2 separate regions of the Homo sapiens genome follow, and region 1 is linked to region 2. Evidence: chromatin loops called from intact Hi-C (ENCODE). Cell type or tissue: Panc1. All regions are shown on one strand. Links, peaks and the distances in the headings refer to the core of each region. The heading gives the core; the rest is flanking DNA. Region 1 overlaps ZCCHC7 (zinc finger CCHC-type containing 7). Region 2 overlaps ZCCHC7 (zinc finger CCHC-type containing 7).

Region 1 (17,048 bases), core at 7,379-12,378, 47 kb before region 2:
GAGGAAGGAAGGGAGGGAGGGAGGGAGGGAGGGAAGGAGGGGGGAGGGAGGGAGGGAGGGAGGGGGGAGGGGGAGGGAGGGAGGGAAGGGGGGAGGGAGGGAGGGAGGTGGGAGGGGAGGGAGGGAGGGAAGGGGGAGGGGGAGGGAGGGAGGGAAGGGGGAGGGGGGGAGGGAGGGAGGGAAGGGGGAGGGAGGGACCGAGGGAAGCAGGGAGGGAGGGCGGGAACGGGGGGGAGGGAGGGAGGGAAAAAGAGAATCAAGATTAAATTAATAAAAAAAGAATATAGGACATAAAAACAGCTAATACATATAAAGAGCTTATTCTGTGCCAGGTACTAAGTTAAACATTTATGTATTTTTCTTTTCTTTCCTTCTTTCTTTTTTTTTGAGACAGGGTCTCACTCATTTGCCTAGGCTGGAGTGTAGTGGTGTGATCTTGGCTCACTGCAGCCTCAGACTCCCGGACTCAAGCAAATTCTTGTGCCTTGGCCTCCCGAGTAGCTGAGAATTCAAGCACACCTAGCTAATTTTTGTGTTTTTAGTAGAGATGGGGTTCCACCATGTTGCCCAGGCTGGTCTCAAGCTCCTGATTTCAAGTGATCCACCCTGGCCTCCCAAAGTGCTGGAATTATAGGCATAAGCCACTATGCCCAGCCTGTATTTCTAATTTAACTCTCATAACAATCTTATAAAGGTAGGTATTACAATTTTATTTCACAGATGAGAACAGGTGAGGTTTATGAATTCATAAAAATATGAATAATAATTGATTTAATACCAAAAATCTTCTCAGTGGCAGACTAGAGGGCTCAAACCCATGTTTACATCCAAACCATGCTCTTAACCAATATGCTATATAATCTCCCTAAATTATTTTATTAATAGTGTTCTGACTTTCTCTAATAATAAAATTACTGGTACTCATTTCAACAATTTCATTTCATCATGTACCACATGACAATTACTAATGGGAAAACATGTTTAAAATTGCATCTTTCTACTTTTAACATAGGACTATATTCTGATATGGATATGAATGATGGTATCTGAAGTTATACTAGTCTTCTATGTAGAGAGAAACTTGACTGAGATTTTACAAAAATAATGCCCCAAGTTTCTACTTGTGGTTAACTTTTATTATATAATTACACCAGGATGTAAGGAGACAGGAACCAGTTCCATCTTCCTCTCTGTTGTATCTCTATCACCTGTGTGGTGTTTGTCACATAGTAAGTGCTCAAAAAATACTGCTTAATGAATAAATTTTGAAGAAACAAGTGATTTTCCTAAACATATGCCAATTTAAAAAAATCTTTAATAGTCAATTGTCATCTGTCTGAGTCACTGGTTAACTCTTCTATTTATATAAGCAGCAACTAGTAAGTATTGATTGATTTATAGCTTGATCAACTAGCAGGATAAATATAAATTTGATTTTTTCAAAATTATATTCCAAAACAACAATATAGCCTATTATAGGCCAAATGGAATACTTAGACCCATTCCCCAAAAGCCTGCTCCTAAGGTGTGTTGCTAGCAACCTATTTACAGTACAACCAATATAGAAAAATAAGAGACGAAGAAGAATAGAACAAAAGACAAGAAAATGTCAGGAAATGGTAGAAGAAAATGAGAAAGAGAAATAATTTCGAAAATACCATCTCAAGATAAAAGAGAGGCAGTTTATAAAGAAACACCAGGTATGAATAAAAACCTAGGTTCTTCCAAGACATATTGAGTAATTATGTATTAAACATTTTCTCTTTCTCTCAGCTTCAATTTCTCATTTGTGAACATAAATATAGCCCTACATCATCTCTAAGATAAATTTTTCCATAGAAACCAACTCAAATGGCATCTGCTTCCTCAAACTTCTCAAACAAAAATCCAAGCGCTGGATATCTGGACAATTTTCTCTATTAATTCTATTGTCTTTCAAAACATCAAAATCTCTATATAAATAAATGAAACGCTCCCCTCCAATCTCCTTAAGCCACCCATGCTAGAAAGAATGAAACACTTAAGAAACTTTTTATAACAAAACTTCTAATAAAAAAGGAAATTAAAAAAATTAAAGCCTAAATTTGTACATAGAAATATGAATCAGCAACATATGTGAAACATTTGTTAGAAATGTAAATAGTTCATGCCTCCTGGGAATACATACTAACCTACACTCCAGAAACAGACTGACTATTTATAATCCCAATGCAGTATGCACTATTGAGGCCTACAGGGAAGGTTTAAAGCTGGATTTTTCAACAAGGCTCACAAGTCCTGAGGTTAAATACACATGAATTACGGATGTTTAATCCAACTTAAGATACCATCTTTTCATATTTAAAGCAGTTTCCCTTATACAGAAAAAATACAAAATACATGAGCTGGTCCTAACAGAAGCTCCTGCAGAGGTAATATAAAAATCCATTTTTTTTTTAACCATTTAAACTCACACCGTGCTGACTTTCATTTCCAATACATATAATATGTCCTGATAAAAACCAGGATACTTTTATGGAGCAAAAAAGCTGTAAAAACAAGAAAAACCTTCATATTTGTTACATATTTAAAAAAATTTAACAAACACTATTGATCAAATGTAATTAGGACTGGCTACATAAAATGCAAAAAAGGTATTTTTTTGTGTGTATAAACACACATAAATATGTATATACACAGAGAAATAAAACAGTTAAACAGTTTCTACCTGTTTTTGTGTACTTCCTTTTCAGATATTGTTCGCTTAGAGTCTTGGCCTCTGTTACTGTCTAACTTGAATTCACAAAACTCAATGGCTCATGGTTTTCAAAGCTTAGGCCAACGTTTGCAGAACAAAGTCGCTTTCTCTCTCTCTCTCTTTTTTTTTGGTGGGTACAAGTATGGGGACCACAGGAACAGTTAAATTCATGGCATGGCTGGTCTACCACACAGTCGGGGGAATTCTTTAAATAGAGCCTGTCACTCTCTTGGCCCATCAATGGGATTTCCTTCTCGAACTGCTGATTCGTTCAGGTACACAACAGAGGAAATTTCAGTTAACCTTTGTTTCACCCCAGGGAAAAATCTGTCTGAAAGTATAAAATGAATAGATTAAAAAAAAAAAATAAGCAGCTCAGCCACAGGGCCATTCTCTGAGTGTTCACAGCAGCTTAAGTTAAACAGTAAAAAGGGCAGTGGAATGTTTCATTCCCAATGGAAAATTCAAGCACAATATAGAACTTGGGAATCTAGTTAGTCAGAGTTTATTTTGATGACTAAACCAAACCAACTGTCCTTTCTGTTTTAATAAACTGGAAAATTTCCCTTCTGATAATTTTATAAGAGTCAGAATTGTTTTTCTCTTATATCACCATTATTACTATGATCTAACTGAGGTGCCTATAACAAAACTGCATACTAATTCTTCTCCCCAAAAAAGTGACTCTTAGAAATATTTTCAAATAAAAGTATATTATTAAAGTCATAATAGGAAAACAGGAAAAAGAGGGGTCAAATAAATTAGAGCCCTGTGAAATTCTCCCCTATTATTCTTTTCAAAATAGAAAATTCAAGTAAGAAAGGACAAAAGGAGGAGCCCACTTTTCCATTTTAAAGTTTTCTGTTTTCAAACAATAGGAGTACTTGAAGAGGCTATAGTTAGATGTAGATATGTAAAATCTTGGGGTATGGAGCAAAAATACAGAAAGTTTAATTTACAATTTGTTTTCTCCTGAAACTATGGGAACTTAGATTATATACATTTTTCTACAACAATGAACATAAATTTTAGGATGTGCTGGATAGACATTGACTACCTATCTTTATTTCTCCCAAATTATGTCTGAACTCCATGAAAGAGAAAAGTATTGTGCTGTCAATATTTTTCATACATATTATCCCATTACTATTCTTATCTACTGACTGCAAGCAACTACGCCAACTCAATATAATATCAAGAGCACACACGGGTATAAAAACAACAGAAAAGAAAACAATTGAATTTAATACCATCCTAAGTCTCAACCCAAGAGGAACTATTAGTAGTAGCATGATTGAGTTGCTTCAACACCTTTCTCCCCATCCCACCCCACCCCACATCTCCATCTGGCATTCTACTAATTTGGAGGCTACTCTTGCCTCTGGAACAAATGCCATTTTCATTAAAAAAAAAAAAAAAAAAAAAAGATTCAGGTCTTCTTGACTCTTTTCTTACCCCCTCACTCCCCCCGCCTTTTTTTTAAGCCAGAGCCAGGCTGGAGTGCAGTGGCAAAAACATGGCTCACTGATGCTTCCATGTAGCTGGGGCCACAGGAGCACACAATCACACCCTGCTGATTTTTAAATTTTTTTTGTAAAGATGGGATCTCATTTTGTTGCCCAGGCTGGTCTTGAACTCCTGGGCTCAGGTGATCCTCCTGTCTTGTTTAAACTTTTTTTTTTTTTTTTTTTTTTGAGACAGAGTCTCACTCTGTCTCCCAGGCTGGAATGCAGTGGCAGGATCTTGGCTCACTGCAAGCTCTGCCTCCCAGGTTCATGCCATTTTCCTGCCCCAGCCTCCTGAGTAGCTGGGACTACAGGCACCCACCACCACGCCTGGCTAATTTTTGTGTATTTTTAGTAGAGACGGGGTTTCACTGTGTTAGCCAGGATGGTCTTGATCTCCTTGACCTAGTGATCCGCCTGTCTCGGCCTCCCAAAGTGCTGGGATTACAGGCGTGAGCCACCATGCCCGGCCTTGTTTAAACTTTTAAAAAATCATGGTGAAATATAGAAAACATAATATTTACCATCTTTACCATTCTTAAGTGTACAGTTCAGTGGTATTAAGTACATTCAAATTGTTTTGCAGCCATCACCAGAATTATTTTCATCTGGCAAAACTGAAACTATTAAACAAGTTAATATTTTATTTTTGATAGAAAACATGGAGGGTACATTCTTACTCTACTGACATGGCCTCAAAATCCTGAGACTGGAGCTGATTCTGAAGAAAATGAAAAGCTTATTGCTCAGCTCTCAAAAGGTTTAAGATAGAAGAGAATTAAAAATTGTAAGGAAGTCTGAACTCTGGGACCTTAGGAACCATACGTGGGAGCAGGAATAAAGTGCATGTCTTTATTAAGAAGAAGAATTTAAATGCAGAATATTAACGAGTATTTAGCTGTATTTGCATATTGTAAAAACCAAAGGAGGTCATAATTCAGCTGTTTTATGATAGAGTTCTCAAAAATCCTTAGCCTAGGAAATAAAACCTGCCAGGTAAGTAGGTTGGTTACAGGTGGGGAAGCCATTATTAATGTGTATATGCTGAAGTTAATGTTTACAGACAAGCTTAAGCATTTCCTTCCCTTAGCAACTGCTAGTCCTGAAAAGCATTCCTGTAATACAAAACGCCATACCAAACAGTGTAAGTGCATCTCTCAAAATGAGATTCAAAATGAGATTGATATAGTACAATCACATGTGATAAAATATGTATTTATAGAGACTTGAGGAATATTTTCTTAGTTTATTTTCTGAGAATCTGTTTTGTGTACCAGCTTGACACTATATACGAAGTGGAGACTCATATATGCTATATTTAAAGAAGTTGCACATAAAGAGTTTATAATTCATCTTTTCCTAAATATGGGAGAAAAACTCAAGAGGAAAACACACACAAAACTGAGAGAATTTCACCTCTATGTCACAATCTCTTCTATTTGTGTATTTTTCTCTCTTTTTAATAAAAGAATATTAGAGGGCAGGTGTGGTGGCTCATGCCTGTAATCCCAGCACTGTGGGAGGCCGAGGCAGGAGGATCACTTGAGCCCAGGAGTTTGAGACCAGCCTGGGCAATATAGGGAGACACTGTCTCTACAAATAATTTAAAAATTAGCTGGCCATAGTGATGTACGCCTGTGGTCCCAGCTACTCAGGAGGCTGAAGCAGGAGGGACCTTAGGAACTATACATGGGAGTAGATATTAGCTCTAGTAGATATTAACTCTACTTAGAGTTAGTATCATACAATTTATGAAAAATGTTAAGAAACTTGTAACCATATGACTCTATTTACCTGCCTATCCCAGTCCTTTCTGATATAGTTGCCATATGTATTACATCTACATATAAATCACACATTATTACTTTTTTTTTGCTTTCAACATCATATACATTTGAAACAAATTAAGAGGATAAAAAAAGACCTGAGTCTGGGAGGCCAAGGCTACAGTGAGACATGATTGTGCCTCTACATTCCAACCTGGGTGACAAAGCAAGACTCTGTCTCAAGAAAGAAAGACAAAGAGAAAGAAAGAGAGAGAGAGAGACAGAGAGAAAATCAGAGAATCATCTGTAACAATTAGCTAATCAAGCAGTAACAAAAAAAAGTTTAATGAATTTTTAATTTAGTAGTATATTATTTAATTTCCCAATATTTGGGGACTTTCCAGATTTTTTTTTTTTTGCTATAGATTTCTAATTCTATTGTGATCAGAGAACTTTCCAGATTTTTTGTTATTGATTTCTAATTCTATTATGATCAAAGAACAAAGTCTAAGATTTCAATCTTTTGAAGCTTATTTTATGGTCCACCATATATATGGTCTATCTTGCTGAATGTATACTGGAAAAGAATGCATATTCTATAATTATTGGATTTTGTGTTCTATAAATGCCAATTATGTCAAGGTGGGTGGTATTACATACAGTATTACTCTGATCTTCTATGTCCTTACTGGTAGTTTTAATCTACTACTTCTGTCAATTATTGAGACAGGTATTCAAACTTCCAATTATGGTTGTGGACTTCTCTATGATGAGGAGATCCTTTAATCCCGTCAAATTTTGTTTTTATCTATTTTGAAGGTCTGATTCCAGTACCTTCGTTGTTTACTTGACCCTTTTATCTTTCTGAAACATCCCTTTTTTTTTTTGAGACGGAGTCTCGCACTGTTGCCCAGGCTAGAGTGCAGTAGTGGGATCTTAGCTCACTGCAAGCTCCGCCTCCCGGGTTCGCGCCATTCTCCTGCCTCAGCCTCCTAAGTAGTGCCTGACGCCAGGACCGGCTAATTTTTTGTATTTTTAGTAGAGACAGGGTTTCACTGTGTTAGCCAGGATGGCCTCGATCTCCTGACCTCGTGATCCGCCCGCCTCGGCCTCCCAAAGTGCTGGGATTACAGGCTTAAGCCACCGCACCCGGTGGGAAACATCCTTGTTTACCTCTGTTACTACTATTCCTAGTCTCAAAGTTTACTTACCTGATTAATATGACTACTCCAGCTTTCACATGCTTATTTTTAGCCTTTTAATTGGAGTGTTCTGTATATACACAATTCATGTAATTATGTTTTTCTAATATATATATATATATTTTAATTTATAGAGATAAGGTCTTGCTATGTTGCCTGGGCTTGTCTCAAACTCTTGGGCTTAAAGGATCCTCCTGCCTTGGCCTCCCAAAGTGCTAGGATTACAGGCATAAGCCACTGGACCTGGCCAGATGTAATTATCAATATGTCCACATTTAGATCTTTCAATTACTGCTTTTTATTACTCTGTCCGTCCTTTCGTCCTTTGGAGTAATTTAATATTTTTAAGATTCCAATATAATTTCTCTATTGCATTTTAGGTTTATGTCCTTATGTTTTTTTGTCTTTTTTTTTTAAGTGTCTGTTCTAAGAACTGAAATATACCTTTACATTTTCAGATATTAACATTTCAGAGTTAATATCATACAATTTATGAAAAATGTAAAAAACTTGTCACCAAATGATTCTATTTACCTGCCCATCCCAGTCCTTTCTGATATAGTTGCCATATGTATTATATCTACATATAAATCACCCAATGTTACTTTTTTTTTTTTGCTTTCAACATCATATACATTTGAAACAAATAAAGAGGATAAAATAAGACAAGTTTTCCCTTCATTCCTTTTTGAAAACAGGAGTTTGACTTGGTATATCATTTCCCTTCATCCCAAAGAATTTACTTCAGCATTTCTACTAGTGGAGGGTAGCTGGCAACAAATTCTTTCTCTTTTAAATTTAATTTTTTTAATAGAGACAGGGTTTCAGGCAGGTTGGTCTCAAAACTCCTGGCTTCAAGTGATCCACCTGCCGTGTGGCCTCCCAAAATGCTGGGATTACAGGTGTGAGCTACCGCATCTGGTCCTTTCTCACTTTTAAAATCTAAAATAATCTTCATGTGGCATTCATTCCTGTGGGATATTTCTGCCGGATGTAGAATTCTTGATTCCCAGCTTTCCCCAAAGCTCTCCTTCCCTAAGCACTTTAAAGATGGTGTTCTACTGCATTTGGCCTCCATTGTTTCTAATAAGTCAACTCTCAGTTTTATTATTATTCCTTTCTGTTACTATTTATAAGATTTTTATTGTTATCATTAGTTTTCATCAATTTGGCTATGAATCTCTTCAATATGTACAATTACATCTTTCACTAAATGTGGGGAATTCTCTCCCATTATCTCTTTAAATATATTTTTGGCCCCAGTTTCCTTCTCTTCTTCTGGGACTCCAATGACACATATTAGGTCTTAATATTGTTCAATGAGTCACTGGGGCACTGCTCTTTTGAATTTATTTTTAAAGTTTTCTTTCTGTTTTTCAGATTGAGTGATTTGGATCTTCAAGTTCACTGATATTTTCAATCTGTTATTAAGGTCACACAGTGAATTTTTATTACAGATATTACATTTTTCAGTTCTAAAATTTCCATTTAGTTCTCTTTTATAGTTTTATTTCTCCAGCAAGTTTCATATTTATTTTATTGTATGCCATTTTATATCCTTGAGCATAGTCATAACTAATAACAGCTTTAAAATCCTTGTCAGTCAGTTGTGTTGGCACCCACCTACAGTCCGAGCTACTTGGCAGGCTGAAGTGAAAGGACCACCAGAGTCTAGGAGCTCGAGGCTGCAGTGAGTTAAGATTATGCCTGTAAATGGTCACTGCACTCCAGCCTGGGTGACACAGTGAGACTCCTGCCTCAAAACAAAACAAAACAAAACAAAACAAAACACACACACACACACACACACAAACAAAAAAACTTTTTTTTTTTGATTTTCTAATTACTATATCTGGGTCATCCCATAGTGTCCCTTGGTTGCCTTTTCTTGAGTATACATCAAAGTTTCCAGTTTCTTTTTATTTATATCTGGTAATTTTGGATTGTATTCTACATCTTGTGAATGATACTTTTTAGAGGCTATGGATTCCATTATGTTCCTCTGAAGAATGTTCACGTTTTGTTCAAGGATCAAATATTTGACAATCATTTATATGCAGAACTTGGGATGTCCCTCTGAGAATTTCCCTTCACTTTCCAGGTGCTATAGTAGCCTCTATTTTCTGATTCCCCAAATCAGTAAGAATTGGGATTTCCGAGTTCTAATCACCCCCATGGTGTAGCCATTAGTAACTGCCCTCAAGCATAAAATACTAAAACTAAAGTCATCAAATGCTTTTTCTTTATTCTAAATGTTGACTTCCTGTGAGTTTCTGCCCACTTTGGTTTGGTCTCCAGTGCCTTCAGATAGTTTATTTTATTATTTTATTTTATTTATTTTATTTCAGAGATGGGGGGGTCTCACTATGTTGCCCAGGCTGGTCTTGAACTCCTGGCCTCAAGCAATCTTCCTGTCTGAACAGCCCTAAATGCTGGGATAATACGCATGAGCCATCCAGGTCTGGCCAGATTATGTTTTGAAGCATTAAAGTGTGCTTTCAATTATGTGTGTGTATATAAACATTTAGATTTTATGTACTAAATATTTATAGTATAAGCTTCATCCAGAGTAGAATTACCTGTGGGAAAATTGGTACATTATGAACAATTCCGCCATTACCAGTAGCAGAACTTTGAAATTTTTTGGCATGGTGTTATAATTAAAATCTTTTTTACAAAATCTTCCACTCTTCATTCTTAGCTCCATTCACACAAAGAATGAGTCTATACTTGGTGCATAGTAAGCATAGTAAGAGATGTCCTACAAATTATTGTTGAATGATGAAATATGGGAAAATGAAAATCATCAATAGGCACTAAATGTTCCTAGGAGAGAGAAGGTACTTTGGGCTGGAGTGATTAGCAATTTTTCACTATTTAATAAACCTTGTTTTCTCTTGGAGGCAAAGAGAACTACTCTTGGTTTAAAATATGATGCATGTAGAAGGGTTAGACTATTTTTTATTATCTCTTCTCATTTCCTGGATAAGATACTCCAGTCATGAGTTTTATTATACAAGGATCCCATATTCAGTGTAAATCCTCTACATCAGAGAAAATATTACATTTTAGTTCTCTGGGCAAATTAATTATGATTTACTATTTTAGGCAATCTTCTAAATTCCTAGGATAATTATATGAGATTCTAATTTCCAAAACATTCATTTGCAAATAGCTCATGAATACTACCCAATTTCCCAAAAGACAGTATGAAAATGAGCACCCTAAATGATGAGGAAGGCAATTAACATCTATTGAGGGACTGCTAGGTAAAAAGCTCTATAATAAGTGCTTTATCTTATTTAATCTTCTCAATTACCCAATGACATGGATATTATTACCACCTATTTACAGATAAGTAAACTGAAGCTCGAAGCTGGCCATGGTCACATAGTAGGTAAGTAATGATTGAGCATGAATTCAAATTTGATAACTTTTGACTACATTGAAATAAAGTACTTCTGTTCATCAAGAAACAAAATAAAACAAAAAAACACCATTAAGAGAGTGAAAAGGCAAGCCACAATGTGGAAGGAGATATCTGTCCAACATATAAAGAACGCATGTCTAGAATACATAAATAACCCCTTCAAGTTATTAAGCCAAAGAAGTAGAAACTCCAGCACGACTTAAATAGGTCATTCACAAAAGAGGATATCTAAGTGATCAATAAACACATGAAAGGTATTTGACTTCATTTAGTCATCTGGTAAATGCATACTAAAGCCAAAATAAAATACTACTATCCCCCTACCAAAACAGAATTAAGAATACTAACAATATCATGTGTTCGCAAGGATGCAGACAATGGGAACTCTCATACATTGTTGGTTATAATGTAAATTGATAAAACTACTTTGAAAAAAGAGTTTGCCAGCTGGGCACAGTGGCTCACGCCTGTAATCCCAGCACTTTGGGAGGCTGAGGCAGGCGGATCACCTGAGGTCAGGAGTTCAAGACCAGCTTTGGCCAACATGGTGAAACTCCGTGTCTACTAAAAATAAAAATAAAAAAAATTAGCCAGGCATGGTGGTGGGTGCCTGTAATCTCAGCTACTTGGGACGCTGAGACAGGAGAATCGCTTGAACCTGGGAGGCGGAGGTTACAGTGAGCTGAGATCACGCCATTGCAATCCAGCCTGGGTGACAAGAGTGAAACTCCGTTTCAAAAAACAAAAAAAGAAAAGAAAAAAGAGTCTGCCATTCCATGTTAAAGTGGAAGATAAACATACCATAGGGAAAAACAATTCTACTCCTACATGTATTACCTGAAATTAACCCAAAACATGCATATTAAGAGAAACACTGGTTAACAATAGCCAAAATGCTCACTTAGAGCAGAGTGAATAAACTCTGGTATAGTCACAAAATAAAATATCCCACATCAACTAAAAAACAAAAAAATGAACCACAGCTTTATAATGTTTTATTAAGGAAGCCTGATGTATACAAAATTATATCTCCTGGATGCATCCATGAATATAAAGCTCAAAAAAAAAAAAAAAAAAGGAAAACTAGACAATATAGATTAGGAGAAGTTATCAGTGACAAAACTACAAAGAAAATCAAGGAAGTACTGCCACAAAAGTCAGGATAAGGCCCAACTGTTGGGAGAAGGAGAAGGTTACTGCAAGGGTGCAACATCCTGAGAGCATGGGTTTCACTATGCTGGTAATATCTTGTATTTTGAGTATGTGATGATTACATGAATTGTTGCTATGTAACTATTTATCAAAGTAAATGTTAAATTTGAGAAGAACATGCTAGAAAGACTTGCCAGGCAGATATCAATAATTAGTATAAAGCTCTAATTTTTAAGACAGTGTGATCTAAGTACATGAACAGTCAATCACGTAGCCCAACGACCTGCATGCATAAACTTGATACACCATATAGGTGTCACTATAAACAAAGGAAACAATTTATTCAATAAATGGTGCTGGGACAATGGGATAAAACAAAATTGGTATTCATCTCTCACTATATAAAAAAAAAACAAAGTAGATTACATTCCTAAATATGGAAAGCAAGATTTTAACAATCATATGAGAAAATACAGCAAATATTTTTAAAACTCAGATATGGGAAAGAATTTAAAAGATACAGACCATAAAGGAAAAGATTGAGTAAATAACTACATTAACATTAAAAACTTTTAAACAGGAAGAGGAACCATTAAGAAATTAGAGGCTGGGCATGGTGGCTCATGCCTGTAATCCCAACACTTTGGGAGGCTGAGGCAGGCAGATCACTTGAGGTCAGGAGTTCAAGACCAGCCTGGCCAACATAGTGAAACCCCATCTCTACTAAATTACAAAAATTAGCCGGGCATGGTGGCACGCACCTGTGACTCCAGCTACTTAGGAGGCTGAGGCAGGAGAATCACTTAAACCTGGGAGGTGGAGGCTGCAGTGGGCCAAGATCACACCACTGTGCTCCTGCCTGAGCAACAGAGCAAGACTCCATCTCAAAAAAAAAAAAAAAAAAAAAAAAAAGAAATTAGATATGGTAATTTTCATAAAATTATATCACTATACACTCATGAAAGCCAAGCATAATATATGTGCTCTAATCTCAAATGGTTCAGAATTGTGTGTATATGCATATTCAAATATACACATACATATACATGAAGAGTGAGCAAGCACACAAATGATTATAAAGCTAATGGAGTAAAATGTAAATAATAAGTGACTGGATAAAGGCTACACAGGTATGCCAATTTCTCATTTGTCCTGATGAAAAATGCACTGGCAGCAAGCTGTATTTGTTTTTTTCTAAACAGAAAATGGGTTAAGAGTACCATTTTTATTTTTGCAACTTTTTAAAATTTGAAATTATTTCCAATAAAAAGTGTTCTGGTTTTTTAGAAGACATCACTAAGAAAACTTAAAGGACAAGCCACAGGTTGGGAGGAAATATTGGTAATGCATATGACCAACAAAGTGTTCATATCTGGAACATATAAAAAAAATTCCCACATATCTCTGAGAAAAAAAACACATAGGGAATATGGGCAAAAAATATGAACAGGCAATCAACAGAAAAATATGCAAGATTCAATAAACATTTGAAACTGTGTTCAGCCTGACTAGTAATCAGAGAAACAGCAATATAAATAGTGAGATATGAATGCAAAACAAAATTTTAACACCACCAAATATTGACCAGGAGGTAAGAATTCATATAATAATTCCTGCAGGATACTTTGCCAAGTCCAGTACAGTTGATGATTACCCTTGCTGAGGAGATCTAATAATTCTACTCCAAGCTATACACTCTAAGAGTAGGTGTCAGGACACCCTTTCTTTTTCTTTTCTTTTCGAGACGGAGTCTCGCTCTGTTGCCCAGGCTGGAGTGCAGTGGCGCGATCTCAGCTCACTGCAAGCTCCACCTCCCAGGTTCACGCCATTCTCCTGCCTCGGCCTCCTGAGTAGCTGGGACTACAGGCACCCGCCACCATGCCTGGCTAATTTTTTGTATTTTTAGTAGAGACAGGGTTTCACTGTGTTAGCCAGGATGGTCTCAATCTCCTGACCTTGTGATCTGCCCACCTCGGCCTCCCAAAGTGCTGGGATTACAGGTGTGAGCCACCGCGCCCAGCCAGGACACTTTTTCTTAAAGGGCCATGTAGTAAATATTTTAGGCTTGTGTGCCATAATGTCTCTGTTGCCAACTACACAACTCTACCATTATGGGCCGAAAACAGCCACAGACAATATATACACAAATGAGAATAACTGTTTAAAAGTTTTATTTATAAAAACAGAGGCAGTTGGCCTGTGGGCCAGTTTGCCAACCCCTGCTCTACTGAAACTCTCATATACATGCACCAAGAGATATGCACAAGAATATCCTTAGCAGCTTTGTTTATAACTGCAAAAAACTTCCAAAAATTTAAATGTCCATCAGTAAGAGAACGAATACATTGGTGGTGCAATCATACAATAGAATACTATACAGTAGTTAAAAAAGGAATGAATTACAGCTACACATATCAGTATAAAGGAAACCCTATGGGATGCAGAGTGCAGATAAGTTTAGAAGAATACGTACGGAATAGTGCTAATTAAGTCTGCAAATGTGCAAAATAATATTATACATACATGAATATACAGTAAAAGTATGAAGAACACGAGAGGGAAGACAAACTATACCGTTAAGAGAAGAGAAAAAATAAAAAGCAAAGAAGTGATTGATTTCCATAAATATTAGGGTGATGAATATTCACATATATATGAAAGAGGGGAGGAATGAAGTATGTGGTGGAGAAGGGATGTGCGTCAGCAGTACTGCCCAGGTCCTTTCTTTCTTTTTTTTTTTTTTTTTTTTTTTACCACACAGCTTTGAAACATGTAAAGGGTCCTATTTCTTGACCCGGGTGATGGTTACATAGGTGTTCAATTTATAATTTTTCTTACACGTTTTATGTATGTATTTTATACCAATTCCCCAACTCATAGGAATAATAAACATTAAATTCAACACACTTTACAGGGTAAGAGAAAGTTAACGTGAATGAGAAAAGATTAAAGAGCCAATTTATTGGCTACACAAAAAGATAAATCCCATTTACTGGTCAAATCACCAGGCCCAGCAGATATTTATGAAAGTAAAGGGATTATTCATGGAAATAAACTTTAATATTTCTGTTTCTTCTCCAGATCTTCTGATACAAAAAGGTATAGTAGATAAAATCATTAATGACACTTCCCCTCTGTATAATGTCTGTGTGTGTTCTTACTCATTCACTATTTTGGAAAACTTCAAACATATGAAAGTTGAAAAAATAGTATAATAAACTCCCAAAGTTCCAGCTTTAACAATTCTTAATTCACAGCCAATCTTATTTCATCTGTATCCCTACCCACTTACCCTTGTCCTCTACTGAACTATTGTTAAGCAAAACATTTTATCTGCAAAAATTTCAGCATGCTATGTCTAAAAGATAAATAATGGCCGGGCGCAGTGACTCACGCATATAATCCCAGCAATTTGGGAGGCTGAGGCGGGCAGATCACTTGGGGTCAGGAGTTTGAGACCAGCCTGGCCAACATGGTGAAACCTCGACTCTCCTAAAAATACAAAAATTAGCCAGGCATGTTGGCGCACCCCCACAGTCCCAGCTACTCAGGAGGCTGAGACATGAGAATTGCTTGAACCTGGAGGGCGGAGGTTGCAGTGAGCCGAGATTGTGCCACTGCACTCTAGCCTGGGCAACAGTGCAAGACTATGTCTCAACAAACAAACAAACAAATGATAAATAAGGACTCTTTTAAATGTAACCATAATACAATATCATATATTTAAAAACCAACAATAACTAATCAGATGTTCATCAGTGTTCAAATTTCTATAATTACCTGATAAATATATATGCTTTATAAGATCCCAAAAAGGTCCATTGTAATAAACTAAGTCCCTGAATCTGTAGTTTCCCCCTTCCATATTTCTTCCCTTCAGTCCACCTCCCTCTTTTCCATGCAATTATTTGTTAAAGAAATGAAGTGATATCCTGTAGAGTTTAACACATTCTGGATTTTGCTGATTGTATTTTCATGAGATAGTCTTTATATTTCCTATAAACTTGTAGTTGGATCTAGAAGCCTGATTATATGTAGATTAGATCATTTTTTAAATTTTGGAAAGAATACTTCTAGGTAAGCACTGTGTTCTCTGAAGTGGCACAATGTCAGGTGTCTCTTTTTGTCAAATAAGCAGCCATCGATAATTCTTTAAATCCATTATTTCATTAGGAGTTGCAAAATGTGGTGTTCAAACTATTCCTTTTTCATTTGTTGGCACCAATACTTCTCTCTAAAGGAAAACCTCCCCCTCATTCGGGTAACCAAACATTCTTTTTTTAGGTACCCTGAGGTAGAGTTCATATAATTGACACTATATATCAAGGGTTTCTTTTAAGAATTTGAGTTATACAGAAAGAGTCATCTCTGTTTCTTCAGAATGAACAGAAATGAAAGTAATGGCTCCTCCTCTTCTACTACTATTTTTTTTTTTTATTATTGCTGGAAACTACTTTCAATGATGGCCTCTTTAAAGAGGAGATTGTGGGAAAAGAAAAATTCTTATTTTGAAACATTAAAATTCCCTAGGAGGTCTTTTTCTTTTCTTTTTTTTTTTTTTGAGACAAAGTTTCGCTCTTGTTGCCCAGGCTGGAGTGCAGTGACGCGATCTTGGCTCACTGCAACCTCCACCTCCCAGGTTCAAGCGATTCTCCTGCCTCAGCCTCCCAAGTAGTTGGGATTACAGAAATGTGCCCAGCTAATTTTGTATTTTTAGTAGAGACAGGGTTTCACCATGTTGGCCAGGCTGGTTTTGAACCCCGGACTTCAGGTGATCCACCTGCCTCAGCCTCCCAAAGTGCTGTGATTACAGGCATGAGCCACCGCGCCCAGCCTCCTAGGAGGTCTTTTCAATGCTAAGACTTTATGTGTATGTAGTGTATCTGAGTCTTTTCACACGAAAATGCCAAGAACTTGACTCTGATAATATGTAGACATTCAGTATTGGGATATCTCAAGGCCCAATCCTAAGCTTGCTTTTCTATACCAGCACTGCCCAACAGAAATGTAATGCAAGCCACTAATGTGAGATTGGTAATTTTAAATTTTCTAGTAGTCACGTTAAACAAGTAAAATTAATTTTAATAATATATTTTATGTAGCACAATATAGCTAAAATATTTTAACATGTAATCAATGTAAAATATTATTAATAACATGCTTTACAGCCTTTTTTCAGTCTTTAGACTATAACACATCTCAATTCAGACCAGATACACACATAGCTAATGGCTACCAAATAAAACAACAAAGCCC
Region 2 (17,048 bases), core at 7,467-12,466:
TTATTTCTAACTATCCTGTGATGAATCATCACTTTTTCAACAGTGTACAGAGACTAAGGGATGGCCAATAATAAAAAAATGACAGTGTGGTGGCCTAGCCTTATAGAAGCTGGTTTTCATAGACCGAGCTGAGATATACCTGCTGTTTTCTAAGGCAGTATCCCATGCTTAAAACCCTCCCTGTCTGCCTTTGTTCAGTTCTTTTACTAGCAACCAATCGCTTTCTTTTGTTTCAGCCTAGTAAAAAACTCAAAGGACTAGAACATGAAGGTCATCTAGGTCTACAACGTAGATGAACAAGCCAACAAAGCAACATCACAGGGCAAAGAGCAAACGCATTGTAATAAGAATCTAATACCAACAAAAAGGAAAATCAATATTAAACAATGAAAACTAGTAAACACTTAGGATGAAAAGAATGACTGCTTTGCTTTATATAAATATTTAGATAATGTTCTTTTAAATAAAAAATGAAACACTAGCCAGTTAATAATTATTTTCAAATTTAAGTGAAATACTTTCTGCAACACACAATAATAACACAATGACCTACTAGCTAGGAAAAAATATACTTAAATTTATGTGTAAGTAAGGGAACATTTTAAGTCCTTTGGCTTTTTCTAATAATAAATTTCTTTTCATCTATGTAGAACACTGATGACTCCAATTTATTGTGTTGTTCTTAAAATGTAAAAACAAAACTAACCACAACTATATAGAGTCCTAAGCTATATGGCAGAAACAATCAACATGTAAAATAACCAGAGAATTTGTTTACTTTTCAATCCTATGTAGGAAAAATGAAAATAATTTCATAATTATTTATAAAAAGCTGCTTTTCCAGCTTTTGTTTTCCCTACTACAACTTTGCAACTATTTCCTTTTTACATTTTCATTGCAATCGTGATGTTAATTGCTGCCATCACATTTATTCGACATGCCAAGTCTGCGGTGGGGCAAATGGGATTCTCATGATTTGAAGCACAGAAAGAAACAGTTGAAATGATCAACCAGGTGAGAAACAGTCTCCTGAATAATAGCAAAATAATGCAATTTCATCTAAGCAAAATCGAAACCAAATTTTGCCTTCAATAAAGGCCATTTTTTAAAAAAGTGGACATCAAGTGGATCGGGAAACATTTATTATTAAACAGTTTCTCGGTAACACAAAAAAAACTTATTTACTAAGGTTTCTTCTTCCATTTTCTATTCTCCTCAAAGAATATTGGAACACAAAGAAAAAAGAAACCAAACAGTTAAAATATACTTCTGTTAAAGGAAGAAAAATCACTTAGCAAAACAGTACAAACTATTACATATCATAGCAGGTGTACTGTCCAAAAAAGCTACATCACCTCAGAGAAACCTACAAAAAAATCAGGAATATGTCAAACAAGCAAAAAGTTCCTACTTCATTTCTCTTTGCATGAGGTGGAGAAGGAAAGCAAAAGTAATGTTACAATAGTATTATAAGAAAGTCACTAATAAATCTGGTTAACCAGGATAGAGAATCAGTACTGACTTGTCAGGGCAGATGCTATAAACAAATCTCTCCTTTCTTCAAGAGTGCTAAACTCAACACAAAAGATCATGGCAGAGAGAGGTCAAGACTCTGATATTTCTGTTTTCTGATCATCAAGGCAATTAGGAAAAACAAAACAAAACTCTGAAAGCTAAATAGGTGAGATTTTTATATGTTCATAATAAATGTGATCCGTTGATTCAAAGGGTAATGAAACGAAAATGAAATAACAACGGGAATGAGTTTTGCCCACCACCAAGAATTATACATAGAAGGGATTACGATCATTAGTGTTTTCTTTAAATGTCTCCTTTATAATGCTGTGATCCAGCAAATACACACATTAAAATATCCCAATAATCCAGTGCTACTAAGGCATGGCTCTTAATACCATCTGTCCCCACTGTTTTCCTGAGGAGAAACTGATTGTGCTCTCTTTAATAACTCTTGCATATTAAACTTGCATGTCACATCTCTTCTAAAGGTTAAAAGCACTTTGAAGACAAGAACTATGCCTTATTTTGTGCCATTCTAACCTAGATGCCAAAAATTTATGAATTATTTGAACTAAGTGACCATTGTGTGAAAATACAAAATAAATACAAGACATATACTTCCTGACTCAGAGAGGTTTACAGTACGGTTAAGGAGATGAAATATATAAATTAGAAGCAATATCACTAATTTTAAAGAATAGCTTTTTAAGTGATACAGTCAAGGGGAAAGACATGGAGGAAAGGAAGGAGAACAGAGTATGAAGACAGAACCCTGAAACATGAGAAGAGGATCACTATCTATTCATGAAACCTTAAGTCTTGCTAGAAAGATAGCATAGAGAGTAATTTCAATTAGCGCTTGTGAATTTGAAAGGAATATTGCTAAACAACACATTTCTCAGAGAGTTATTCTTAAGTAAAACCAAAAGTACAGTCTTGTTCTAATGGAATATGTTCACTCAAGGCATGAAAGCAGGGGCACTGGCAGTTCATTTTGAAGGGCAAAAGGGTATCTTGGGCCTTCCTGTTGTGTCTTCTTTTTAAGGAACTCCAGGTTGAGTGCTCAGTCTTCATAAAACTACTGTACAGCTTGACTAGTACTGGTTTCAAAGGCAATTAGAATTGCCTTTGGTTAGAGAACTTTCTTCAACAAGCTAGCGTAGAAGGAACTGAAATAATAACTGTAAAATAGGACCTACGGGAAACTTCTGAGACATAGGCACCCCTCTTGAAGAAGTTCAAATTGAAAGCACTTGGGTGATATAATATCTATGACACAACCTCAAAGGCAGGAGATTATGAGATGCAGGAGATGAAGGATATTTCTAAAGCCAAAATGTAACAACTGGAGTGAAACTGATAAAATGATTTTTCAACTTAGCTTTTCATCCTTCCAAGGCAGAAAAATTGAGCAGCCTGCACTGTGCCGTGTATGGGACTTCCAGATGAGGTTTACTGTATGCTATGCATAGGAATTAAAAATCTGAGAGCACTGGCCGGGTGCAGTGGCTCACGCCTGCAATCCCAGCACTTTGGGAGGCTGAGACGGGCGGATCACGAGGTCAGAAGATCGAGATCATCCTGGCTAACACGGTGAAACCCTGTCTCTGCTAAAAATACAAAAAAAAATTAGCCGGGCGTGGTGGCGGGCGCCTGTAGTCCCAGCTACTCGGGAGGCTGAGGCAGGAGAATGGCGTGAACGCAGGAGGCGGAGCTTGCAGTGAGCCGAGACAGCGCCACTGCACTCCAGCCTGGGCAACAGAGCAAAAAAAAAATCTGATAGCACTTCAGATAAAAAAAAAAAAGGTAGAGAAATACCCTGTGAGCCTTGGTTAAAATATATTTTAAAATATAACATGGTCTTCATCAGTTTCCATAAATTGTCTAGAAATCTAGTTCTATACAATAAAGTTATCTTCCCACAATAATGTATCATCTCACACCTATAAGAATGGCCAGTATCATGACAAAAAACAAATGCTGGCATAGATGTGGAGAAATGGGAACCCTTATACAATGCTGATGAGAATGTAAATTAGTACAGCCATTATGGAAAACAGTGTGGAGGTTCCTCAAAAAACTAGAAGTAGAGCTACCATATGATCCAGCAATCCCATTGAGTTATTTATCCAAAGACAATGAAATCAGTATGTCAGAGATATCTGCACTGTTTATTGTAGCACTACTCACATTAGCCAAGATATAGAATCAATCTATCTGCCCACCAACAGAGGAACAGACAAAGAAAATGTGATATAGATACACAATGAATACTATTCAGCCATTAAAAAAAGAATAAGGGCCAGGTGCGGTGGCTCACACCTGTAATCCCAGCACTTTGGGAGGCCAAGGTGGGTGGATCACGAGGTCAGGAGATGGAGACCATCCTGGCCAACATGGTAAAACCCTGTCTCTACTAAAAACACAAAAATTAGCTGGGCATGGTGGTGTGTGCCTGTAATCCCAGCTGCTCGGGAGGCTGAGGCAGGAGAATTGCCTGAACAGGGAGTCGGAGGTTGCAATGAGCCAATATTGTGTCACTGCACTCCAGCCTGGCGACAGAGTGAGACTTGTCTTGAAAGAAAAGAAAAAAAGGACAGGGAAGGGAAGGGAAGGGAAGGGAAGGGAGGGGAGGGGAGGGGAGGGGAGGGGGGAGGGGAAGGGAGGGGAGAGGGGAAGGGAGAAAAAGAAGGAAGGAAGGAAAGAAAGGAAGGAAGGAAAGGAAGGAAAGAAAGGAAAGAAAAGAAAGAATAAAATCCTGTCCTTTTTGGCTACATGGATAAGCCTGGAGGACATTATATTAAATGAAATAAGCCAGACACAGTAAGACAAATACCACATGATTTCTCCCATATACGGAGTTTAAAAAAGCAGCTCTCACAGATGTACAGGGTAGAATAGTGGTTACCAGAGACTGGCCAAAGACTGGATGGAGAGAGGTTAGTCAATAGGTATAAAAGAACAGATGGATAGGAGGAATAAGTTCTAGTTTTCTGTTGCACAGTACAAGTACAGTGATTACAATTAACAATAATACTACATTGTATATTTTTCACAATAACCAGAAAAGAGGATTTTGAATGTAACATTTTGAATGTACTTGCCAGAAAGAAATGATAAATGTTTGAGGTGATGGATACACTACTACCCTGATTTGATCATTATACAGTGTATACATGTATTGAAACATCATACTGTACCCCACAAATATGAATTGAATATATTGTACATAATCAAATAAAAATAAAACTTAGAAAGTTATTTTTTAAATTATCAACTTGAGAAAAGATTAAATGACACTGCAGGTAAAACGACATAGCAGACATTCAATAAATTGTTAAAAGAGTGGCTAAAATATTTTCATAAAGTTATAATGAAAAGCTGAAAGGACAAACACATAAGGCCTGGAAGAATCTTTGAAGCTTTCACAAAGACTATTTAAAATTATTTTAATTTTTCTAAAAAAAAGGAAGTGTACAATGTACATAGGATTCTCTATTAGATGACACAAGTACTAGGTTTTGGTCTTTTAACAGTTAACTATTTACTCTCTTTAGCATCATTTCCTTTCTTCTGTGTTTCTTATCAGAAAATCTATCCATAGGGTATGGATGGTGATAAGGGATGGTTAACCACCCTATACTTCACTGCATCCCCATTAGGGAGGTGGGTACACCATTCACACCCATCCAATCCAAACATCAGACCCCACTGATTGGACCAGGAATAATCCAAGCTGAACCAATGAAAGAACTTCTTGTGCTTTAACCAGAATTATCAAAAAAGATACTATCTCTGTCTGAGACATAGGTGTTAAGGACATGGAAGTCAAAAGTACCCAAAGCCATTTTCCTCTTACTACAGAAGGCCTACGAATGAAGCCAGTCAGCACAGAGAACAATAGATCTGAGAAACAGGATGAGCTAGTGTTAATGCTTGGACCTCTAGAATAGATCTAGAATGATCCAGCTATGCTGAGAACAGATAAATGCCTAAGTGAGTCAATAAATCCCTATCCTGGCCGGGCGTGGTGGCTGATGCCTGTAATTCTAGCACTCTGGGAGGCCAAGGCGGGTGGATCACCTGAGGTCAGGAGTTCAAGCCTGGCCAACATAGTGAAACCCTGGCCAACATAGTGAAACCCTGTCTCTACTAAAAATACAAATATTAGCCGGGCGTGGTGGCAGGCGCCTGTAGTCCCAGCTACTCAGGAGGCTGCGGCAGGAGAATCGCTTGATCCCATGAGGTGTAAGTTGCAGTGAGCCGAGATCGTGCCACTGCACTCCAGCCTGGGAGACACAGTAAGACTCCGTCTCAAAACAAAACAAAAACAACCACCAAAAAACACCCTCTAATCCCCACTTCCTTACCTTCTTTTTTCTTTCTTTCCTTTGGTTTGGGTTTCTAAAACCCTCCATCATTTTCTCTTGACCCTGTCAGTCTCCTGTCATTCCTTCATGTAGTGCCATTCTCTGCCATTCCTAGTAATTCTGTGGCTCCACTGCAATACTAAAAGATGGTGAATGAATGCCTGATCTGGGGATATTTCAGTCTACTTAATGGTTACTTGACCTTACCACTAAACAAGGTGAGGAAAGATTTATGGATAGAGACTACAGAATCAGTTCTTAAAGAGAACATAACCTCTAATTGTTCAAAAATAGTTGTGATCTCATTATTTAACACTGGTATGCAATTAAGAAAATTAACATTTTCAGAAAGTGCTCTCAGTAAGAAGTCCAATCACAATTAATAAAAATCTATCTTTATAAGCATATTATACCCAAAACCCAACAGGAAGTCCAAAAGCCAAAAGAGAAAGTAGTTCACAATTTCCCAGGTCATATGCCTAAAATTTGCTGAGGAAAATGACAGCATTTGGTATTATTTTAATTCCTATCCTTACAAGTTAAGACTAAAATAAAATAATACAAATAAAAACAAGAACAAGCTTAAGATATGCTAGGCTAAGCTATAATGTCTGGTGGGTATGGCTTATTAAATAAATTTTTGACTTAAAATATTTTCTACATGCAATGGGCTTTTAGAAATATAACCTCACTGTAAGTTAAGGAGCATCTGTACTTTGAAAATAAGTATTTCCTTGGGATACCTTACCTATAGGAATCCATTAACATTTGATTTGGAAATGAAATAGAATGGCGATGTTACTTTAAACCCTTAAGCCAACACCACCAACCTGGGAATACTGTCTCATGTGAATTAATATTGGTCAATATAAAACACGAAGACACAAACCCCTAGGACCTTACATGTTCAAATGATTACTGAATTAGGCCTAGCAATTTCTCCTCTCCAATATTAAGAGTTATAAAAAAATATATTTACACTTTCATCGAAAGAACAAACAGAAAGGGAAGAAATGATTTGCAATTTGAAGGGACTGAGCCCAAATATTTCTTTATCTCTTTATGTGTATGTGATGAAAAAGTTGCTCAACAATTATTTCTTGACATGTCAACAAAAATTTACCAAAGGCTTTGGTTGCAACGAAACTTGATTTACAGACAGTGAAATTTGAATTTCATAGAATTTTCATGTCATGATTTTTTTCCCAGTCATTTAAAAAAGTTAAAGCCCTTCTTAGCTCCAAGGCAGTACAAAAACAGGAGATTGGTTGGATTTGGCCTATGGGGCATAGTTTGCTGACTCCTGTTCTTCACCAAGGCAGCAAATTAGAATCATGTAACAGCTTTAAAAAATTATATGTCTCTCCCACACACCCAGATGCTTAGGCCCTATCTGTAGAAATCAATTTCCTGGCTAGATGAAAGGTGAGGGTGAGGGGGAGTACAATAAAACTATGAGATTTGTTAAATATTCCAGATGATTCTAATGTGTAGCCAGGGCTTAAGACTATAGAATTTAGAATCAAATGGACATTCCATAGCTTCCTAAATTTTGACAAGACACCTATTCTTTCAGATTCTTGGTTTCCGCATCGATACTGTTCAGAACTGGCACATAAGTGCTCAGTATTATCATTCCCTTTCACTGCTGCACTGTACACAGTAACTGCTTAGTACACGTCTGATCAACACAATTCTGCACAAAACATACTCCTCTCCTTTAAATAATTTAAGAAAAATAAGGCAAGAACACATGTAAACCAAAACGCAGAAATGTCTGTAATGAAATAACTATTAACACAATACATTGCTGTTTGCAGAAATGTGACAACCAGCAACAAAAAGAAGAGACTCCAGGATTATATTTTAGAATAGCAGAAAGGGAGTAACAGTGAAAAGATCCTAAGAATAACATACCTGTTTGATAAAAGACCCAAAACACTGAGAGTACTTCCTTCTTCTATTAATTAATTATAGGTCAACTATCACTTGCTGACCAAAGAACAGAGTACTAAGTCTTCCAGCTTCCTCAGCATTTCTGCCTAATGCCTTGGGGTAGGTGAAATGTGCCCCCAAAGTATTGAGAGTCTGCTCAGTTTTAAATGATAAATACTTGACCATTGTGATAGGAAGCTTTCAACAATTAGGGTGAAAAAAAATGGAGAAAAACAGCCACTTCCTCTACCACAAAATTATGTATCGTTTAAGGTATAAAGGTTTGGTTTTCATTAATCAACTTAATGTTGAGTTATAAATTTTTTAAATACTATGTATAATTTTCAGGAAGGTGGCTTAATAAAAAAATATACAAAACAACAGCTTACCTATTAACCAGGAACAAATATAAAACACAAAGTATATCAGATCTCGATAGCAACACCAACAAAATTAAAACATCTAGAAATATATTTAATAAGTAATACGCCAGCTGATATTTAAAAAGCCATGAAGTTTACTGAAAGATATGGAATATCTAAATAATTCATTCTAATGTCTTAAACTTCTAATTGAAAGATGCCAAATTAATATACGTAACTAGTGCAATTCCAATTAAAGCCCCAAAGACGTTTATGGCCAGGCGCGGTGGCTCATGCCTGTAATCTCAATACTTTGGGAGGCTGAGGCGGGTGGATCACTTGAGGTCAGGAGTTCAAGACCAGCCTGGCCAACATGGCAAAACCCTGTCTCTACTAAAAATAGAAAAAATTAGTGGGGTATGGTGGTGCACACCCTGTAGTCCCAACTGCTGGGGAGGCTGACGCAGGAGAATTGCTTGAACCCTGGAGAGATTCAAATGATTGCAGTGAGCCGAGAGAGATCACACCACTGCAATCCAGCCCGGGTGTCCTAGTGAGGCTGTCTCAAAAACCAAACAAACAAACAAAACAAAAAAACCCAAAAGGACGTTTGTAAGTGGTGTAAAAAAAAGTCTAGAGTAATTTAAATATGACTAACAAAGAGAACTTATTCCACCACATAGAACCATAAAGTTCCAGTAATCACAACTATGTAATTAAAACAAAAACAAATCAATGAAAAAAAATCTAGTCTGAGGTCCAGCTAGATAAAAAAATTAATTCATTATACACATATTTATGGAATACTGTTCTAGGATCTGCAATATCGCAACAGAGGAGAAACAAAAATTCCTATTCTCATGGTGCTTATATTCCAATGGAGAGAAAAAATATTGAGTAGAAAATTCAAAATATATTTTATTATTTTAAAAAAAGAAAAGCTGCTACCAACCTAACTCCAATAAACACTTGATATTTAATATCTTTTCTATATATACATTCATAAAATAATGCCCCATCCCACATTTTTTCCCAACAAAAGTGAGATCTTGCTGTTATGTCCTTTCTTCCCAATTCAATATATGATCACACACCATGTCAATAACAAAACAAGTATATGGCAGCTGTCCCATAAAATTCCTATCACCTAGTGATGGTGTAGTCACTGTTATGTTTTAACAATGCATTACTCACAGGTTTGGGGTCATGTTTGTGTAAACAAACCTACCGCACTGCCAGTCATTAAAAGTCTAGCAATACAATTATGCACAGTACATAATACTTGATAATAAACGACTGTTTCTGGTTTATTTATTTACTATACTTTTTATTGTTATTTTAATGTGTACTCCTTCTACTTACTTTTTAAAAAAGTTAACAGTAAAACAGGTCCCTCAGAGGAATTCCAGAAGTCATTTTTACCACAGGAGATGACTGTTCTGTGTGTGTTTTTGTCCCTGAAGACCTTCCAGAGGACAAGATTTGGAGGTGGAAGACAGCGATATTAACGATCCTGATCCTATTAGGCCTAGGCTAATGTGTGCTTCTGTGTATGAGGTTTTAACAAAAATGTTTAAAAAGCAAACAAACAACTAAATTAAAAATCTTTAGAAAAAAGCTTATAGAATAAGGATACAAACAAATTATTTTTGCATAGCTACACAAAGTGTATTTTATGCTGAGTATTATAGGAATCAAAAAGTTTAAAAAGTAAAAAGTTGATACAAATGTTGTAACTGGCATAGTTTAATCTATTATTAAAGAAAAAAGTTAATAAATTTAGTGTAGCCTAAGTGTACAGTGCTTATAAAATTTACAGTAATGTAAATTTTCACATTTACTCAACACTTACTCACTGCCTGACCAGAGCAACTTCTGGTTCTAAAAGCTCCATTCATAGTAAGTGCTCTATACAAGTATACCACTTTTATCTTTTATGCCATATTTTTTACTGCACTTTTTCTATGTTTAGATACACAAATATTTACCACTGTGTTACAAGTTCCTACAGTATTTAGTACAATAACATGCCGTACAAGTTCATACCCTAGGAGCAATAGGATATCATATGGCCTAGGTGTGCATGAGGCTATGCCATCTAGATTTAAGTATACTCCATGATGTTCACACAATGATAAAATCACCTAACTACACATTTCTTGGAATGTATCCCTGTCAGTAAGTGACATATGACTATACTGTAAAAAGTTGCCCATTTTATTCATAGAAAAATGTTGATGTTTAATTCTTATATAGCATTTTATTGTTTGAATGTACCTGAATTAACTACTCCCCTGTTGTTGGCTTTTTGAGCCATTTATACAAAGAAGCTGTGAGCCATTAATCAATGTAATATTAAATTATCAATGTAATATATTAAAATACATGCTGGGCGCGATGGCTCACACCTGTAATCCTAACACTTTGGGAGGCCAAGGAGGGCAGATTGCTTGAGCTCAGGAGTTCGAGACCAGCCTGGCAACACGGTGAAACCCTTTCTCTACTAAAATACAAAAAATTAGCCGGGCATGGTGGCAGGCGCCTATAGTCCCAGCTACTCGAGAGGCTGAGGCAGGAGAACTGCTTGAACCTGGGAGGCAGAGGTTGCAGTGAGCTGAGATTGCGCCACTGCACTTTAGCCCAGGCGACAGAGTGAGACTCTGTCTCAAAAAAAAAAAAAAAAAAGTTCCCTCTTTTTCACATATTATAATTGAACTATCGTGATTGGGTAGAAGTATGCAGAAATATATTTTCTTATATGAATATATTCATATAAGCATTCATGTTTATATTCATATAAAAATTCATATTTTCTTATATCAATATATTTTCTCATCAGATTTTAAAAATCAGGCCAGAAACAGGGGCTCACACCAGTAATCACAGCACTTTGGGAAGGCATGGCAGGAGGATCACTTGAGTTTAAGACCAGTCTGGGCAAAACTGAAATGCTGTCTCTACAGATAAAAACAAGAATAAAAATAAATTAGCTAGGCATGGTGTTGCTTGCCTCAGGAGGCTGAGGTGGGAGAACTACTTGAGCCTAGGAGTTCGAGGCTGCAGTTAGCCACGACTGTGCCACTGCACTCCAGCCTAGGTGACAGAGTGAGACCCTGTCTCAAAAAAAAAAATAAATAAATAAAATCACCTTTATAATTTACAGAACTTTACAATAAATTTTGAAAAATCAAATGCATAAAGTAATTTATAATGTAATATCTACACAATTAAGGTACAGAACATTTTCATGCCTCCAAAGGGTTCCTTCATGCTTTTTCATAATAAAATTTCTTCCATTTAAACCTGGTAACCACTGATCTGATTTGTCATTAGTTTTGTCGTTTATAGAATAGTCATAGGAAAAGATTAATACAGTACATAGTCCACTGTATCTGACTTCAATAACTTAGTATAAAGAATTAGAGGCCGGGCACTGTGGTTCATGCCTGTAATCCCAGCACTTTGAGAGTCCGACGCAGGTGGATCACTTGAGGCCAGGAATTTGAGACTAGCTTGGCTAACATGGCAAAACCCTGTCTCTACTAAAATTCCAAAAATTTAGCTGGGTGTGGTGGTGTGCACCAGTAATCCCAGATACTCAGGAGGCTGAGGCACAAGAATCTCTTGAACCTGGGAGGCAGAGTGAGCTGTGTCGTGCCCCACTGCACTCAGCCTGGGCAACAGAGCAAGACTGTCTCAAAAAAAAGAAAAGAAAAGAGAAAAAGAAAGAAAAAGGAATTAGAGACTCCTCCATGTTGTGGAATGCATCAGTAATTTGTTCCTTTAAATTGATAAATCAACATTTGCTTATCAGTTTACTAGGTGACGAACATTCAGGTTATTTCAAGTTTTTATGCAATTATAAATACAGCTAGTAGGAATATACAGGTTCAAGTCACTTTGTGGACATGTTTTCAGTTCTCTTGGGTAAATACCTGGGAATGGAACTCCTGGGTTGGATGGTAAGGTATATATTTAGAAAAGACTCTTCCAGTCTGTGTAATTCTTCATTATGACTATCAATGTATACAAGTTCTTGTTACTTGACATTCTCCATATATTTGAAATGGTTGATCTTTTCAATTATGACCTATTCTAGTGGACAAGAGCAGTATCTCATTGTGGTTTTAAGTTTCATTTTCCTAATAACTAATGATTTTGATCTTTTCATTAGCTTATATTTGCCATTTGTATATCTCCTTTAGTATATCTATAAATCTTTTGCCCATGTTTACTTGGATTGTTCATCTCATTATTATTGAGTTGTAAGAGTTCTTTGCATATTCTAGACATAAATCCTTCGCAAATATTTTTTCCAGGTCTGTGGCTTGCATTTTCAGCTTATTAAAGTATCCTTTGAAGTCTACATATTTTAAATTTTGATTAAGTCCAAATTTTATATTTTTCTTTTTATAGCTTGTGCCTTTTGTATCAAATATTAAAATATATAACCCAAGGTATTCAGATATCCTGGTTTTTTTTTTTTTTTTTTGAGACGGAGTCTCGCTCTGTCGCCCAGGCTGGAGTGCAGTGCCGCAATCTCGGCTCACTGCAAGCTCCGCCCCCAGGTTCACGCCATTCTCCTGCCTCAGCCTCATGAGTAGCTGGGACTACAGGCGCCCACCACCCAAGCCCAGCTAATTTTTGGATTTTTAGTAGAGACAGGGTTTCACCTTGTTAGCCAGAATGGTCTCGATCTCCTGAGCTCGTGATCCACCCGCCTCGGTGTCTCAAAGTGCTGGGATTACAGGCATGAGCCACCGTGCCTAGCCAATATCCTGTTTTCTTTTAGAATTTTCATATAATTCTTACATTTAAATCTGTAGTATGTCCCAAGTTAATTACTGTATGTTGTGTGATGGAAGAGATATGGTTCATTTTTGGCATATGGCTATAGACTGGTCCAGCACCAATTTGCTGAAAAGCTTGTCCTTTCCCAACTGAAATGTTTGGTATCTTTATGTAAATCTACTAGATTCTTTTCTGTCCCATACATCTACATACTAATCTTCACAATACTATCCTGCGGTTTTAATCATTGTATTCTAGATCCTTTTGCATTTGCAAATACATTTTATAATCAATTTAGAAAATTCAACTTAAGTTTTTTTTAAAGCCTGCTGGAATTTTGACTGATATTGCACTGAATAAATAGATACATCTGGAAAAAATTGCAACCTTAAAAATATAAAGTCTCATCCATGAACATGATATAACTCTCCATTTATTTAGATTCTTTTTCTCTGCATTGCCTTATAGTGTTCACTGCAAAAGTGTTATACATTTTTGCTATGATTACTATTAATATTTCACATTTTTTGATACTGTGAAAATGGCATATTTAAAAATTCAAGTTCCAATTGTTTGTTGCTAGTATACAGAAATATAATTAGTTGTTGAATACTGACCTTGTTTCTTACAAAAAATTTTGCTAAACTTATTAGTGCCAGTAGCTTATTTGAGATTCTCTCCAATTTTCTAACTAGATTTTTATGTCAACTGCAACTAAAGATGATTTAATATTTTTCTTTCCATTTCGTCTGCCTTCAGCTTCTTTTTATTGCCTTATTGCACTGGCAGTACAATGACTTCCAGACAATTGACTTCCAGTACAATGTAGAAATGTATCTGAGAAGGGACTGTCTTGTCTTCTTCCCAGTTTTAAAGTGAGAGCATTCAGTCACTAGTTGCAGGTTTTTTAAAAGGTCCTTGAATTGGATTAAGAAAGTGCCCCTTGTACTCCTAGTTTGCAAGACTTTTGTTTATTGTTTTAATCTATCATGAACAGGTGATAAACTTTGTAAAATGCTTTATCTGCATCTATTGAGGAAAACATTTTTTTCCTGTTAGTCTGTTAATACAGTAAATAATGTTGCTTAATTTTCACGTTAAACCAACCTTTCTTCCTAGAATGAACTTCACTTGATCATGACATATTAATCTTTTAATATATTACATAATTCATTTCCTAATATTTTGTTAATAATTTTTTGTGTCTATATTCATGAAGGATCTAGATCTGTAGCTTTCTGGTAGTATCTTGCCTGGGTTTTGTGTAATAGTAATACAAATCTTATAAAATTAGTTTGGAAGTGTTACCTTATATATTCTGGAAGAGTTTGTAAAGAATTGGTATTATTCCTTCTTTAAAGTGTGATATAATATACTACTAATGCTATCTGGACTTGGATGTTTCTCTACTGGAAGATTTTAATCTAACAATTCACCTTCTTTAATAAGACCATTTAGGTTATCTATTTCTTCTTAATTTTAACTTTCAAGGAATTTGTCCATTTCATCTAAGTTATTGAATTTATTGATTTTCCATAAAATTTAGGATCTGTGTGATGTTCCTCCTTGCATTACTAATGATGGTAATTTATGTCTTCTTTCATTTTATTCCTGATTGGTCTTCAATTCTGTACTTGAATGTTTATAGAATTATTCACAATAGGAATAAAATAATTCAATAATAATCCAGGGATAAAATGAATTATTCTTTCTCTGAATTCCTGATTGGTCTGGCTTAAATGTTCTTCAGCTTTACTGCCAAAACATGGAATGCAGTGAAAGCCCTGCTAAGAGAGAAATGTATAGGTGTAAATGTTTCGCATGAGCTCCACGGATCGCTACACCTGCTCCTTTCCAGTTATTCTTTCTTCAGCCTTGGGTAATTTCTTGTCACACATGCACAGATGAGTATTCGCTCAGACTCTCAAGAGGTTCATTGAGTTTTGTGGAGATTTGTGGATCTCATCACTTCTGTCCTGATGCATCTCACTACTCTCTAGTAATTTTATCCACAAATTCTAGACACCTTGGCCTCCTTGTACTTCAAAATCTATCTCTTCAATGTAGTGTGATGCCACCTGCCCAAGATCTCAGTATGTCTGCCTTCCCTGTACCAAAACTGTCTCTAGGCAATAAGGTGGGAAGAGCTACAGAAGTCACTTTATTTCCCTTCTAAGATTAGTGTCCTATACTGGTTATTATCCAATGTCTATAAACAATTATTTTATTTTGTAGACTGCTTTTCTAGTTTGAAGCAGGAGTGTAAATTCAGTCCCTGGGACTCTGTCATGGCTAGAAGTAGGAGTCTACATTACTCCTATGTTCTTTAAAAATTAAAATACACACATATACACACATGACCTGAATCTTAGGGGAAGAAACACAGACTTCCAATTCCTGGGATAGTTGCCACACTGATTTTAAAAAATTGTACACTTTAAGGCTTTTGGTAACAATTACCAGTACATGGAGCTAATGTCTTTGGATAATTTTTCATTGATCTCTGTATTAAAAATGATTTTGTAAGTTTAACCTGAATTCTTAAGAGTATCTCAAACTCTCGCAAGCGGTATAATCAATTATAAAAAGTTTTTTCCTTTTAAAAAATTAATATACTGTTTGTGACCCCTTTATTAATATTTAAAGACAAAAATCTCCTTTTACCTTAAAAGAATAAAAATAAAAAAGAACCAGAACCTAAGTTTTACATTTTCAGGGTATAAACAAGCATTTGATAAACCTCTGTAATCCTATCACCCAAAGAAGACCACTTCAATTTTTAATAGAACATTGTCTTTTTTAGGCATAAATTTTTTTAAATGAAAAATGGGTGCATGCTGTTTTACTACCTATATTTTCACTTGTTAAATCATAATATTCTATTAAATATTTGTTCAGTCACTGTCAATGGTTATAGACTATACCACAGCAAACAATTCATTACTATTAAACATCTGGGTTGTTTCCAACTCTGTAGTAAAGACCTTACATACACTCTATTATTCCTTAGAACAAATTCCTGTAAGTGAAACGTGACATTATTTTTTGTCATTTTTCTCTTTTACTGTGGTAAAATATATAAAACGTAAGATTTGTCATCTTAACCGTTTTAAAATGTACAACTCAGTATCATTAATTATACTCACAATGTTGTGCAACCATTGTTACTATTTTCAAAACACTTTTATCACCACCAAGGAGAAACTACCCTTTAAGTAACCTCCCCCAACTTCTTTCTCCCACCCAACCCCCAGTAACCTTTCATATATTTCTTTACCTATTAATCTGCCTATTCAAGATATTTCATTTATGTGAGCTCATACAAAATTTGTCCCTTTATGTCAGGCTTACTGCACTTAACACAAAGTTTTCAAGGTTCATCCATGTTGTACCATGTATTAGATTTTCATTACATTTAATGGCTGAGTAACATTCAGTTGTATGTAGATACCACATTATGGTTTTCTATGCATCTTTTAATAGACACGGGTTGTTTCCACCTTTTGGATATTGTGAATAATCCTACTGTAAACATTCAAATACAAGTATCTATTACATTTAAGACTTTTTTTTTTAAACTGTTCCTTGCGTAGCAGGGCTACCTCATAGGCAGTGTGCCCACAGTAGCCACATTTAAGACTTTTGGTAACTATGGCCCAATTGCCTTTCAGCAAGAAAGTCACTAAAACTCATAGCCATATACATACATACATACACACATATATATATGTATACGAATGCTCATTTTATCATGATCTGCCATCTTAACAGATTTAAATGGCACTTAGATTTTTATTAGTAGTGATGGTAAACATTTTCCTTATGTTCCTTCTTCTAGGAACCACTAATTCTTATGCTTGGCCCACATTCCCCACTAGAGCGTTTCTTTACTGGTTTCTTAGACTATTTTATGTAATTAGATTAAGGGTACTTTATACAATTAGACTAAAAGCCCTTTTATTAATCACATAGTTTGTGGGTTTTTTGCTGTTTCCTCTCAATTTTGTTTTTAATGATTGTTCACATTCAAAAGGTGTTCATGCAGATGTAGTTAAGTCCTACCAGTTTCTTG

Evidence for each region. Hi-C counts contacts between places; a loop is a spot of excess contacts. Peaks named below come from ENCODE experiments on the same cell type or tissue, not always from the same donor. Only the 100,000 strongest peaks of a DNase experiment are listed, where the experiment ranks them.
Region 1: it touches region 2 in a loop (5-fold over the local background); 5 of 110 quality-filtered maps call a loop at or near these places.

The regions. Positions count from the first base shown.
Region 1 is chr9:37,269,988-37,287,035 of GRCh38, reverse strand. All of the region lies in intron 2 of ZCCHC7 (zinc finger CCHC-type containing 7), which reads right to left. Among named protein-coding and RNA genes, the nearest start is that of LINC01627, 120 kb to the left of the region's middle. In Panc1, for the core only: no CTCF peak of the experiment used is centred there; no DNase peak of the experiment used is centred there.
Region 2 is chr9:37,222,658-37,239,705 of GRCh38, reverse strand. All of the region lies in intron 2 of ZCCHC7 (zinc finger CCHC-type containing 7), which reads right to left. Among named protein-coding and RNA genes, the nearest start is that of ZCCHC7, 110 kb to the right of the region's middle. RefSeq lists enhancers at 1-194, 13,003-13,504. In Panc1, for the core only: no CTCF peak of the experiment used is centred there; a DNase peak (open chromatin) is centred at 9,375.